2 separate regions of the Homo sapiens genome follow, and region 1 is linked to region 2. A link is a contact called in ENCODE Hi-C or POLR2A ChIA-PET data. All regions are on one chromosome and are shown on one strand. Each heading gives the region's core, a stretch centred on a gene start or an enhancer-like site at or near the end of the contact. The rest is flanking DNA. Distances are from core to core; before and after follow the strand shown. Region 1 overlaps OTOGL (otogelin like). Region 2 overlaps PPP1R12A (protein phosphatase 1 regulatory subunit 12A).

Region 1 (5,552 bases), core at 2,180-4,679, 490 kb before region 2:
AGGCCAGATTATATGTGTGCCTGTGAGGAAGCCAATAGCCACAAGATTCTGTGTTTGTCTTTCACGTGCACTAGGCATTTCTGCAATGGAAGAATATTTATGAAGATAGGAGTAGAATATATGCTGCCACAAAATAGTGGCTCATATTTTTAAATACACACACACACACACACACACACACACACACACACACACACACACATCACAATGCCTAATTGAGGCTTAAAAAGAACTTGCAGAAAAATCACTCCACTAACAGTGTCAGGGCTGGGATTTGAGCAGTGGTGTGTCTGATGCCAGAGCTCCCACTCTTACCCACTGCCCTTTGTAGCCTCAATACACTATTTTCTTTAAGATAAAACAGTTGGCATCACTATTACAACTTCACATCAATACCAGTAACTGCACAACAGAATATTTAAAAATGCACTTGAAGAGTGTTTTGAATGAAGAGTGATTAATTGTGTCACTTTCTCAAAATTGCAGTTTCATCAGGGGAGAAATTCCAGCTTCATCCAGAAATGAGTTTTCTCCTCAATTCAGTGTATTACATTAATAATATTTCACAATGTCACATGAGCCAAGCAAAACAATCACAATAGTCTTCTAGCTACCAACCCAGTTAACCACTAGTCAGAACAACAATTCTGGCTATTTCTATAAAGAATGTTTTCAGGAGATATTGTGCTTTCAGGCAAATCCTGAATGTTCTGTATTATGAAGAAGAGGCTTACCCTGGAGCACAAACACAGCCACTTATACAGGGTGAGGATGGGGTGCAGGTGAAGTTCATGGCTAGGTTTGCACATGTAGTCTCACAATTAACACCACCAGCTGGTAATTCAGGGTCAGGAAACCTGCAGTCGAAATACTCTTTTCCCTCTGGGCAGATGTGAACTTCAGATATAAGCACAGACAAAATGTCCTTAACTTTTTGTCATGGCATGGGAGATATGAACACCAAAATTCATAAAATAGGTTTATTCTAAACCTATTTTGAGTTTGAGAATGTTAGCTGCCTTCCATAAGACAGTAACTAACTAGAATATAATTTTCTGAAGTCAAAAAACAAGATATTTTTATTAATTCATACATATATTATCAATTTTTCAGCATATGTTATCAATTTTTAAGCATAATGTAAAAGCATTGTGGCTTTTACAAAGCTACAATGAACACACGATTATTCTAAATCTTGCTTCACCTCAAGTCATTGTTTATATCAGTTCTCACTATACCACAGAAGTGCAGAAGTAGACATAACTATAGTCAGGACAGGGGCTCCATATTCTTCCAGAAAGCTTTTGGGCTCTTAGAGATCAAATAAATTGCCTCAAGTGGGGCCAAAGGGATAAAATCCCGTGGGTTCCTCTGTGAGAAGGCTAGCCACCTGGGCTTCCCTTCATTGAATCAAATGGGGGCGAGTCACCCTGAAAGAAATGGGGCAGAGTCAGGATGGCCCTGTAGCTACCGAATGTGTGTGGTCCATAAACATGTCTTGTAAAGAAGCCCTAGGCTTGTCTGAATCCTTGTAAAGTAAATTCAGGGCATGTAATTCAAAGCTCTTTAATAATAATATATACCAGGCCATTCAAATACATAACAAAGCAATAATAGCTTACAATTACTTTTATTAGCCTACACTCTTCCTGCCCATTAAAATCTATGAAAGCAAGTATTGTTTATTATGTGCCTAGAATTTGCCCATAGTAACTGAGAATTTGAGGCTCTTTATATGATGAAAATAAATAATATATATGGTCCTAATACATAAGATCTTAGGAAAGGTATTTAAAATGACATTCTGAAGGGATAACAGTGGATGTCATTTTACATGCATTGTTAAATTTATTGCTACTAGTCCCAGAGCCATGCTACTCATAATGCAGCCCAGGAACCAGAAGTATTAATGTTATCTTGGTCACTGATAGAAATGTAGAATTTCAGGTATCACCCCTGACCTAATGAATCAGAATCTGCATTTTAACAAGATCCCCATATGTGCACACTAAAATCTGAGAAGTGAAGGTCTAAAATAGATTTTCCCAATTTCTGTCCCACAAATGGGTTACAACACTTGCCTAGATACATATCCCTAAAGTCCTTGGGATGCCTGAGGTGGTCCTGTGGTAGGCAGCATCTAGGCAGCATCCCTGGGTTGACCTGCTCCGCCCCTGAGCTGACTTATATGTTCAACCCAGACTGTCCTAAAAATATTATAATTTTCAATGTGGAAAAAGTTAAGAAGCACTGGAACACCATGTTGAAGAACATTCCCAAGGCTATAGCCATGCACATTGGGAAGAAGAGGTGATTGATGACTTCTGCCAGGAGTGGAGGTGGTATCAGAGCTGAACCCTCATTCAGGAAAACATCTTTTAAGATCTTACCAGCAGAGGGCGTTGCTAATTCATCACATTTCACAGTCCCATTTGAACACTGGCTAGAAGTAAATAAATAGTTAATTTATGGAACCAAATCTGTTGTTTTTTTTTTTTTCCCTGAATTTCGACAACAATCTAACGTACAAGAATTGATTGAGTACATTATACAAATGTTATTTTTCCCACAGAAGTTTTTACAAGCTGTTGGGTTAGGTCCAATTTCAGGAACGCTATTTCAACACAACACTTTTTATCAAACACCTATAAGTGTGGAGCATTGGGATAGGCATGGGAGACATGAACATCAAAATTCATAGTTCTTACCATAATTTGTCTCACAGAAGGGGAAGACACACAAATAAATAATGTATGCAGTGTGACACATGCAACATAGAAATATGTTAAGAGATAGAAGTAAAACAAAGAAAAAATGTTTTTAAAATCTGTTGGCAACCAACATCAGGGAATCAAAGGAAGTAAAGTCTGAACAGTTTTGAAGAGTGGATGGAGGTTATGGCACACCTAAGGTAGGAAGGCTATAACACTCAGTGGAAACACATAAACCATGAAGAAGTAAAGCAGCATTCTACATAGCAAAGTGCAATGCAGGAAGGGACAGGCTGTGAGAATGCCAAAAGAGGCAGAGGCTAGCTCCTAGAAGATGCTAAGATTTTACCCCTGAGGTGAGCCATTGAAGACCTAAGCAGAAAAGTGATATGGTTGCTTTGAATCATTTTGGCAGCAGCATTGAAGATAGGGTGGAGTCACAGCTTCCTTGCAACTTACATTCTAAAGTCAGAGTATAAGGCAAGAGCCACATATAGGAAAAATTAGCCTTGAAAATCCCTGAAGAAGATAACATGATGGAAAACAACACATTAGTTCTCAATAACTCCAATACAGTTTTTCTTTCAGCTTTGGACCAGATCATATGTTCTATATTTAAGCCCAGATGAAGAAGCTGAATCACATATACAGTCCACATCACATAAAAAATATGCAATGCATAGTTGAACACTAGAATAACACTCAGAGGTGTGATTCACCACTGAGTGAGTCACTTCTGATTGAATTTGCTCACACTTTGAATAGCACAGAGGAACTGAGACAGACAGGTCTCAGATCACATATCCAGGTCTTCCATATCATACTTATTCTGGGACAAAGGCTTTTAAAAAGGAATGGCTAACAAAGTCACTATATTAAGTGAATTTTGATTTTTTTTCATTGAGGAGGGATGGTTACTTTTTTTTTTTTTTGCTAAGTTTACATACATTAATCATGTTAAATCCAAAAAGACAGGACACCTCGGCAGAATGAAAGAGGGGAAAAACTAGAGGCAAGAACACCAGAGAGGAAGGTCCAGGGAAGAGAAAATGAGACACACTGATTGCTAAAGCAGTGATGATGGAAAGGAAGAAATGGCTTTTGACTACGCGTAGAAAGTAAAATCAAGTAAAATCCAAAGTTGCTGGGTATTTACTGATTAGGTGTTTTGAGCAAGAGGAAAGAGTCGAAAATGATTCCTGGAGCTCTGGCTTGGGAAACTGTGTGAATAATAGTACTGCGTACCACAGAAAGATCCAAGAGCTAGTTGCCACTGTGTCTTGATGTGGATAGGAAAAAAGGTGGAGATAAAGACAAAGGTAAATTGAGCATAATCAATATTCTGCTGTGAATACAAAAATCAGCTGCAGAGCAAAGTAGGCAGGAGACAAGCACTGCCGAGCCAGGTTGCCTGGGACTAACTCCCAGCTTTAGTATCAGGTTCCTTAGCCACCTGTATCCCATTTTCCTCACCTGTAAATCAGGATAAAACAACATTGCCTATCTCTTAGGGTTATGGTGATGAGTAAGTATTTTAATAATAGATATTAAACACTTAGAATGGTGCCAGCACAAAACAAGGTACACAGTAATGGTTAGAAATGATTATTATTGTTATTATCTACTGTCTATTATTATCTGTTGGTACCTATGGGGCAACTAAAAAGGGGAGGTTAGGAATTATATGTAAGTATGGACTGCTGCATGGACGTGCCTAGATTTTCAACAGAAAATTTATAACCAGAATGAGTGTTATCCTATGATTAAGTGTTATCTTTCTAGTATTGATGGGCCTGGGGAGGAGGCACACTTACTACTGTGCAGGACATTTTTCAAATCTATTTTGAAATTGCTTTTTTTTTTGAGCCTATTCAGTAATACTGTTGTATTTAAACACGTACTTCACCCCTAACTTCTATCTAATAACAAAAAATGATCAAAGGACTTTCATTTCACTGTGAGGTACTTAAATTCATAACTCCTTTCTGCAGTTATGAGTACAAAACTTGGTTATTTCACTTTGAAATGTCATATATGCATGTATTATGTATATATGTGTTTGTACATATATATACAATCACATGATTATAATATATTTAAAGATTACATTGTTATCTTTATTTTTTAATTACAGAAGTCATATTTCAACTTACAGTTTGGGTTAAAAAAACCAAACACTGCATGTTCTCACTCATAAGTGGGAATTGAACAATGAGAACACTTGGACACAGGAAGGGGAACATCATACACCGGGGCCTGTTGTGGGGTGGGGGGAGGGGGGAGGGATAGCATTAGGAGATATACTCAATGTAATGTAAATGACGAGTTAATGGGTGCAGCACACCAACATGGCACACATGTATACATACGTAACAAACCTGCACGTTGTACACATATACCCTAGAACTTAAAGTATAATAAAAAAATATATATATATATATAAAAGAAAGAATTATATTAGAACATACATCATTTGTCAAACACAATCCCCATCATTGAAACCTACCATAAGCCCGAGGGTGTGGGGATGAGCTCTCCAGGTTGATAAACACTGCCCCTATAATGACAACGGCAGTGGAATCTATACGAAGAAAAAGTAAAGTAAATAGGATACAATTTTTTTCAAAAACCACTAAAATTCAAGCTGACCTTGTGCTCTCCATTGGTCATTGTAAGGTACACTCTAAGGTCTGCATTATTCTACAAGACTGCATGCAATCCTATTACACAAATGGCAAAAGCTGCTTAGACATGAAGTTTTGCATAGCTCCAAATTTTGTTTTCTAAAATACAACTCACAAACTGTGTTGTTTTAGTCACAAGAAAAATCACTGAATGCAA
Region 2 (5,560 bases), core at 1,026-3,525:
GAAATGGAAGAAGAGCTCAAAGTAAGTAAACTATGTTACTTATGAGAGAGAGTGCTGTTTATGTATTAATGTTTAAAATACTATTATAGATATGGTTTACATTAATTGTTCTCAAAGCTGATTACCCAATTTGTGAACTGTCTATATCTGGTGCTTCTCTTTCTTCCTGAATCCAGGTTTTAGTGAGCCAGAAGAGGGTCTAAAACCCAAATCTTAACACCTATGAAAAGAAGGAGCAAAAATAAAATAAAAAATAAAACCCGAATTATTTTGATAATTAATTTGTGTAGCACTTTTGCTGTTCAGGTATAGAAAAAGTTAGACAATAATAATAAGATGTAGGATTTATTATTTATTCTTTATGTTTCTATATACTTTCATGTTTTTTGGCGAGTAAGTAGTGGAGGGGGTTACTATAAAATGTTCTCCTTTGAAAGTAAAGGACATTAGGGGAGTGAACAGGCAGAGCTGTATTTTATCAAACTCCATATTACCTATAGAAATAATTATGTTTTGAATGTCTTCACAAGTAGCATAGTTAATTGATTACCTCTTACCACACTGTCCTTCATAAAATCTTTATCACATTGTGAATTAATGAACCAGTGCATAGTAAGTATATTGTACCCACAGAATTAGAAGTTCAAGATTTAGATATTTCATTATTAAATTGTTTGGTTTGTTATTAGACCATTATTGAATGGCTTTGAAGATTGGAGACAAATCTTTTGTATTTTGTTTGCTTATGTATTACTTAGTTTGAAATAGAATTTTAGGAATACAGTGTTTACCTTTCTGAATCTCTTGTTCCTTTAAGACGTAATATTTTTAAAAAATTACCTGTGATTACATTCTTATTATACTCTTTTCCATTTTCTTATTTTTTATTCCTATTTCTTTATGTTCTGATTCCTGCAGAACCTGCACCAAATAAAGCAAATTCAATCTCTGAGGGAGTTAAATGAGCGACTGCTGACTGAGAATAGGGCCTTGACAAGAGTGGTAGCCAAGCGCTCAGGGTTCTATAGGCAACTGCAGTCTGTGAACCTATAATTTTTAGTTTCATCATTTCTTCTTGGTAGAGCCAGGCAGGTGTTTTTATATTAGTAGGCGTGTTTTGTAAGAGCTCACTTTTACAAATTAATGCCATTGTGTCTGGAGCATATCATATAACTAATTATGCATGGCTTCTTAGAATGTTAGAAATTGTCACTAATTGTATATTGCAATTGATGAGCTACATTAAAATTAGGGATGATTTTGGAATTTAAGTTAAAGACTTATCTGTACTTTTGTAAAGCTTTTGCACATTTTTTAGCTATACAGATATTTTAGGACTTAAAATATGACTATTATTTACAGTTCTTTACTAGAGAGAAAACCAACAGTATATAACATTTTACATATAATTAATATATTTTGAAGCTGAAGATTAAGCATGCATTATGTTTTTCAAAATAATGTCATTTGAAGTCAGAACCACATTAGTTTATATTTAAGTTTATATTACAAATATTCAAATGAATAAACTTAATATTACTATATTTTATATCTTAAAGATTCTGAACACAGATAAGAACATATTGGTTCCACGTAAAATTAAATCTTCTTAAAGATTTTGCTTTACCTAGTTTTGCAAATAGAAGTTTTACTTTTATCAAGTTAGATAAACTAATACATTTTGAAAACTGAGGAAAGAGGACTATTTTGGAAAGTATGGTTTAGGGACCAAAAATATGAGCTATTTCATTTCCTAGTGAAACTGGCAAAGAACATACAGTTTTAATCATCCTTAGTAGAGTATTCAGTTAACTTGTAATATTTTCACCCCTTCATCAATTTGTCTGTAAAACAACAGAAAATTGAGATGTGTTGTTTGAAGATATGAGGCTATTTGCTTCAAAATTGGTTATTTTTGTAATAGTTGGATCATAGATACAGACTTTCTACTTTAGCTTAAACATGATGCACTATTCTAATAATAGTAATTGCTTGTTACCATTTAATAAGCATCTATCTGGGATCGGACATTGTTTAGGCATTTTAAACTGAGCTACTGTAGGTGAATCGTTTAAGGAATTTTAATAATTTAGAACAAGTCTAATTTCCTCAATGTTTTCCTAGGTAGTTTGACTTTCTTGTGGAACAATATTAAGTATTATGATTTTAGGTCTGACATACATAAAAGCAAAAGTCTTTGGTTTAGGTGCTGACAGGAACCTCTTTTAAGAGCCTATCCTAACAAAAACAGGCTTGTCTTGGCTGCTGGAATGTGGTGTGCTTGTGAGTCATAAAATCAAGTGATTTAGTAAATTTCAATGGAAAATTTGGAGAGAATAAACCTTTCATTCCAGCATTTATGAAACTAATTAGCTTTACAAATCCAGGTGTGGTTTTTTTCCTTCTTCCTGATACATGTTTTAGATACTAGAAATATATATAACTGACAAAGCTTGATCATGTGTTTTGTGGTGAAAATATAACATTTATTAAGAATAATGTTTTATCTTTTAATATTGAAGGTAAAACTTGATCTTCAATTTTTCTCTTTATAGATGTTACCAGACCTAAAAGCAGACAACCAGAGGCTAAAGGATGAAAATGGGGCCTTGATCAGAGTTATAAGCAAACTTTCCAAATAAAAAAAAAAAAAGCAGCAAGTAATGGAATTGCACATATTAGTAACCCAGTGGACCATAATTGGCAGTCACTGGAAGTCTGGGAAGAATCCTTGGAGACTGTCATTTTCGGATATCCTGCCAAATGCCCTCTTATCTAGAATTTTTGTTTCATTTTGTTTAATTTTCTGGGGTGTTTTTGTTGTTGTTGGTTTGTTTTTTGTTTTTTTTTTTTAATCAAGACCATTGTTTCATGTTAATGCAGCTGCTGAGAAGATTTTTTTTTAATGACTGAGAAAACTTGTTTACAGCTCCAGCATATAAGGAAAGTGTTCAAGGCCAGATATGCCTCAGATATTTAACCAGTAAGCCTTAGTTGTACATAAATACTTTTGTGTCAACAAAAACTTTCAGCTCTCACAGAAGACAGTTACTCAACATTTTTTGATGTGCCACAGTTTCGAGTTTTTCGATATTTAAATTTTTTGGCTTTTCATCTAAGTTTGGGTTTGTATTTTTTCCTTCTAAACTCTTCATGTGGCAGAGTCTTCTATGTTTTCACAGCTTTTTCATTACAGAAAAGAACACTTGCTCTTCTGTGATTATTGTCATGTATTAGGCTAATGCTGTGTTGTCTCCCACCTGGAACTGAATTGCTTGGTGGAACATATGCTTTCACTGTTTGTGCAATATGCATTTATTTCTTATATGAATGCTTTAAAGTCATTTGAGGTTAGATCTTTTAATTCCTATTTTCTGCTTCATTGGTCACTTTTTTTTTATTGTAGTATAAGATGTTAGATTCTGTAATCTTCACATTCATTTTAGCAGGTACTGAGTGATGCTGTATATACAAATAAGTGTATTGTTTTGATTTTTAGACCACCACATGGCATGCTTGACTATTTCTTATTTCAAATGTCTGCTAATGCAGAGTAGGCTACTCCATGATAGTGTTAAAAAACAAAATTTGCTAACAATGTGATATAAAGACTTTAAAAGTTACACATTATGTGGAGCCCTATCTTTACAAAAGTTTCCTACTGTAAAGTGCTTTTATTTTCAGTTTTCACTTGATAGTACTCAACCATAATTAAAGTTGCATAAGATAATTGCTTTACATTTCACATACCTATATTTATCTGAGTGCTGTCTAAAACTGTTGTGCTAGCCAAAGTAATGCTATGAAATCATTTGCAGAATTAACCCGTGAGTTAATGTTAAATGCACTGTTATTGCCATGTGAAGAGGCATCGACTTTGATACCACCATCATGTTCAGACCATTTTATACATTTCAGTGGCCTTTTTTTTTTTTTAAGGAAAAAAAAGCGCAAAACCAAGTACATAGTGACGATGGCTTTTATTTGGACAAATAGCTTTTATATTTTCATTAAACCATGCAAAAAATACTACATCTTTCTGGCACATAACTGTCTCCTTAACCACTGAACAGTTCAGCCATTTGAATAAATTGTACATTGTAAAGCTTATAGTAGCTGATTGTATTATTGATTGTATTGTATACTATATTAAATGTGAATTTGTACCCCTTCATTTTAAAAGGTCATTGTGTTCTACTGCCTATTTTAGATTACTTTGGGGTTGGGGAAGGGTGTTTTGGTAAGCAGGATTTTAAGTCCTCTCTCTCTCGATTGGTTTTATGAAGATATAAGGTTATGCTCTTACTACCAAGCTCAGGATTCTTGATTTTAAAGGTACAAGGATAGTTGTGGGAGTTTTATTTTTGGTTATATTTGAACTGTATGAATGGTAGGTCTGAATATTGAGAATTTCCATGGTCTTATGTGGAGGTAAAATATACAGATAACTGATCAGTTTGAGTGACTGCAACATGTTCTGGTTGCACAACAGTTAGGCATGCTATGGTTTATATTTGTGAAGTTTGGATGCCTGTGAAGAATGATTAAATACATGTTTCTAATATTTTAGTGTTTTGTATTTAGGTTATTTATTCTTTGTATCTAAAACTGAACAGCTACTGTGCTATATTGATTTTATTGGTAGTATTGAGCAGACCTTGTTTCTGCATGAAACTAGTTGCAAAACCCACTATTTTGGAAATAAAAATGTATTTTGACATATACAAATAAAATGAATAAAACTATTTTAAATGTGTGAACTTTTAATGAAGACATTTTAAATTTTGTTCTGAGATATTTAAATTCTGCATGGGTATTTTTTCACTAATTGCTTTACTTGGATACCAATTTGAATAATTTCTGAAATTGTAATATTGTGATAATTTGCACAGCATTGTACATGCACATCTGTAAATGCAATCTTAATTGCCATATTTATGCAATCTGTGTACCAATTTGGACAAATGTTTATATATTTTACATAAAGCTGTCTGTATGCAGAATCTGAGAACTAGTTTTTTTATGATAATAAGTGGGTAAAAATTAATAACAGTGAGTTTCAGGGTAGTTGCTTTGTAGCACAAGATTTCGCTTCCATAAACATTGTTTTTTTTTTTTTTCTTAAAGTAAACCTGTGCTTTTTCTTATCTGCAAACATAGGCTTAGCGATACATATAAAGGTAATATTCCATTGAAACATACAGTTTACTTTAATATTAGATCATTTTCCAATTTAGATTTGTCCAAGGTTCGACCTGCTAACACATCTATAAATAAGAGGCACTTTTAGCCAGGCATGGTTGGGAGGCCCAGGCGGGAGGATCACCTGAGGTCAGGGGTTTGAGACCAGCCTGGCCAACAGGGCGAAACCCCGTTTCTACTAAAAATAAAAAATGAGCCAGGTATGATGGTGCAATCGCCTGTAGTCCCAGCTACTCAGGAGGCTGAGACAGGAGAATCACTTGAACCAGGGAGGCAGAGGTTGTAGTGAGCCAAGATTGTGCCACTGCACTTCAGCCTGGGCAACAGAGTGAGACTCCGTCTCAAAAAAAAAAAAAAA

What was found. Hi-C counts contacts between places; a loop is a spot of excess contacts on that map. ChIA-PET counts read pairs that join two places held with the same protein, here RNA polymerase II (POLR2A). Pooled maps may share reads with other maps.
Region 1: a map of sigmoid colon shows a loop between it and region 2 (2.3-fold over the local background). The contact joins two enhancer-like sites. A Hi-C loop is called at or near these places in 1 of 168 maps with a recorded cell type or tissue (sigmoid colon), 3 of 37 single-sample maps with no recorded cell type and 4 of 50 pooled maps. POLR2A ChIA-PET finds 5 or more read pairs at or near these places in 2 of 52 experiments (AG04449 and PC-9).

Annotation. Positions count from the first base shown.
Region 1 is chr12:80,266,993-80,272,544 of GRCh38, reverse strand. OTOGL (otogelin like) reads right to left here. Exons shown (of 59, transcript NM_001378609.3): 22 at 5,218-5,292; 23 at 2,391-2,443; 24 at 735-897. Among named protein-coding and RNA genes, the nearest start is that of OTOGL, 170 kb to the right of the region's middle. Within about 2 kb of position 3,429, at least 2 of the 41 ENCODE cell types and tissues checked have a DNase peak (open chromatin) inside an H3K27ac peak, as active enhancers do.
Region 2 is chr12:79,773,011-79,778,570 of GRCh38, reverse strand. PPP1R12A (protein phosphatase 1 regulatory subunit 12A) reads left to right here. Exons shown (of 25, transcript NM_002480.3): 24 at 1-21; 25 at 2,556-5,003. The coding sequence ends at 2,642. It overlaps PPP1R12A-AS2 (PPP1R12A antisense RNA 2), which reads right to left. Exons shown (of 7, transcript NR_187531.1): 6 at 126-220. Among named protein-coding and RNA genes, the nearest start is that of PAWR, 85 kb to the right of the region's middle. Within about 2 kb of position 2,275, at least 2 of the 41 ENCODE cell types and tissues checked have a DNase peak (open chromatin) inside an H3K27ac peak, as active enhancers do.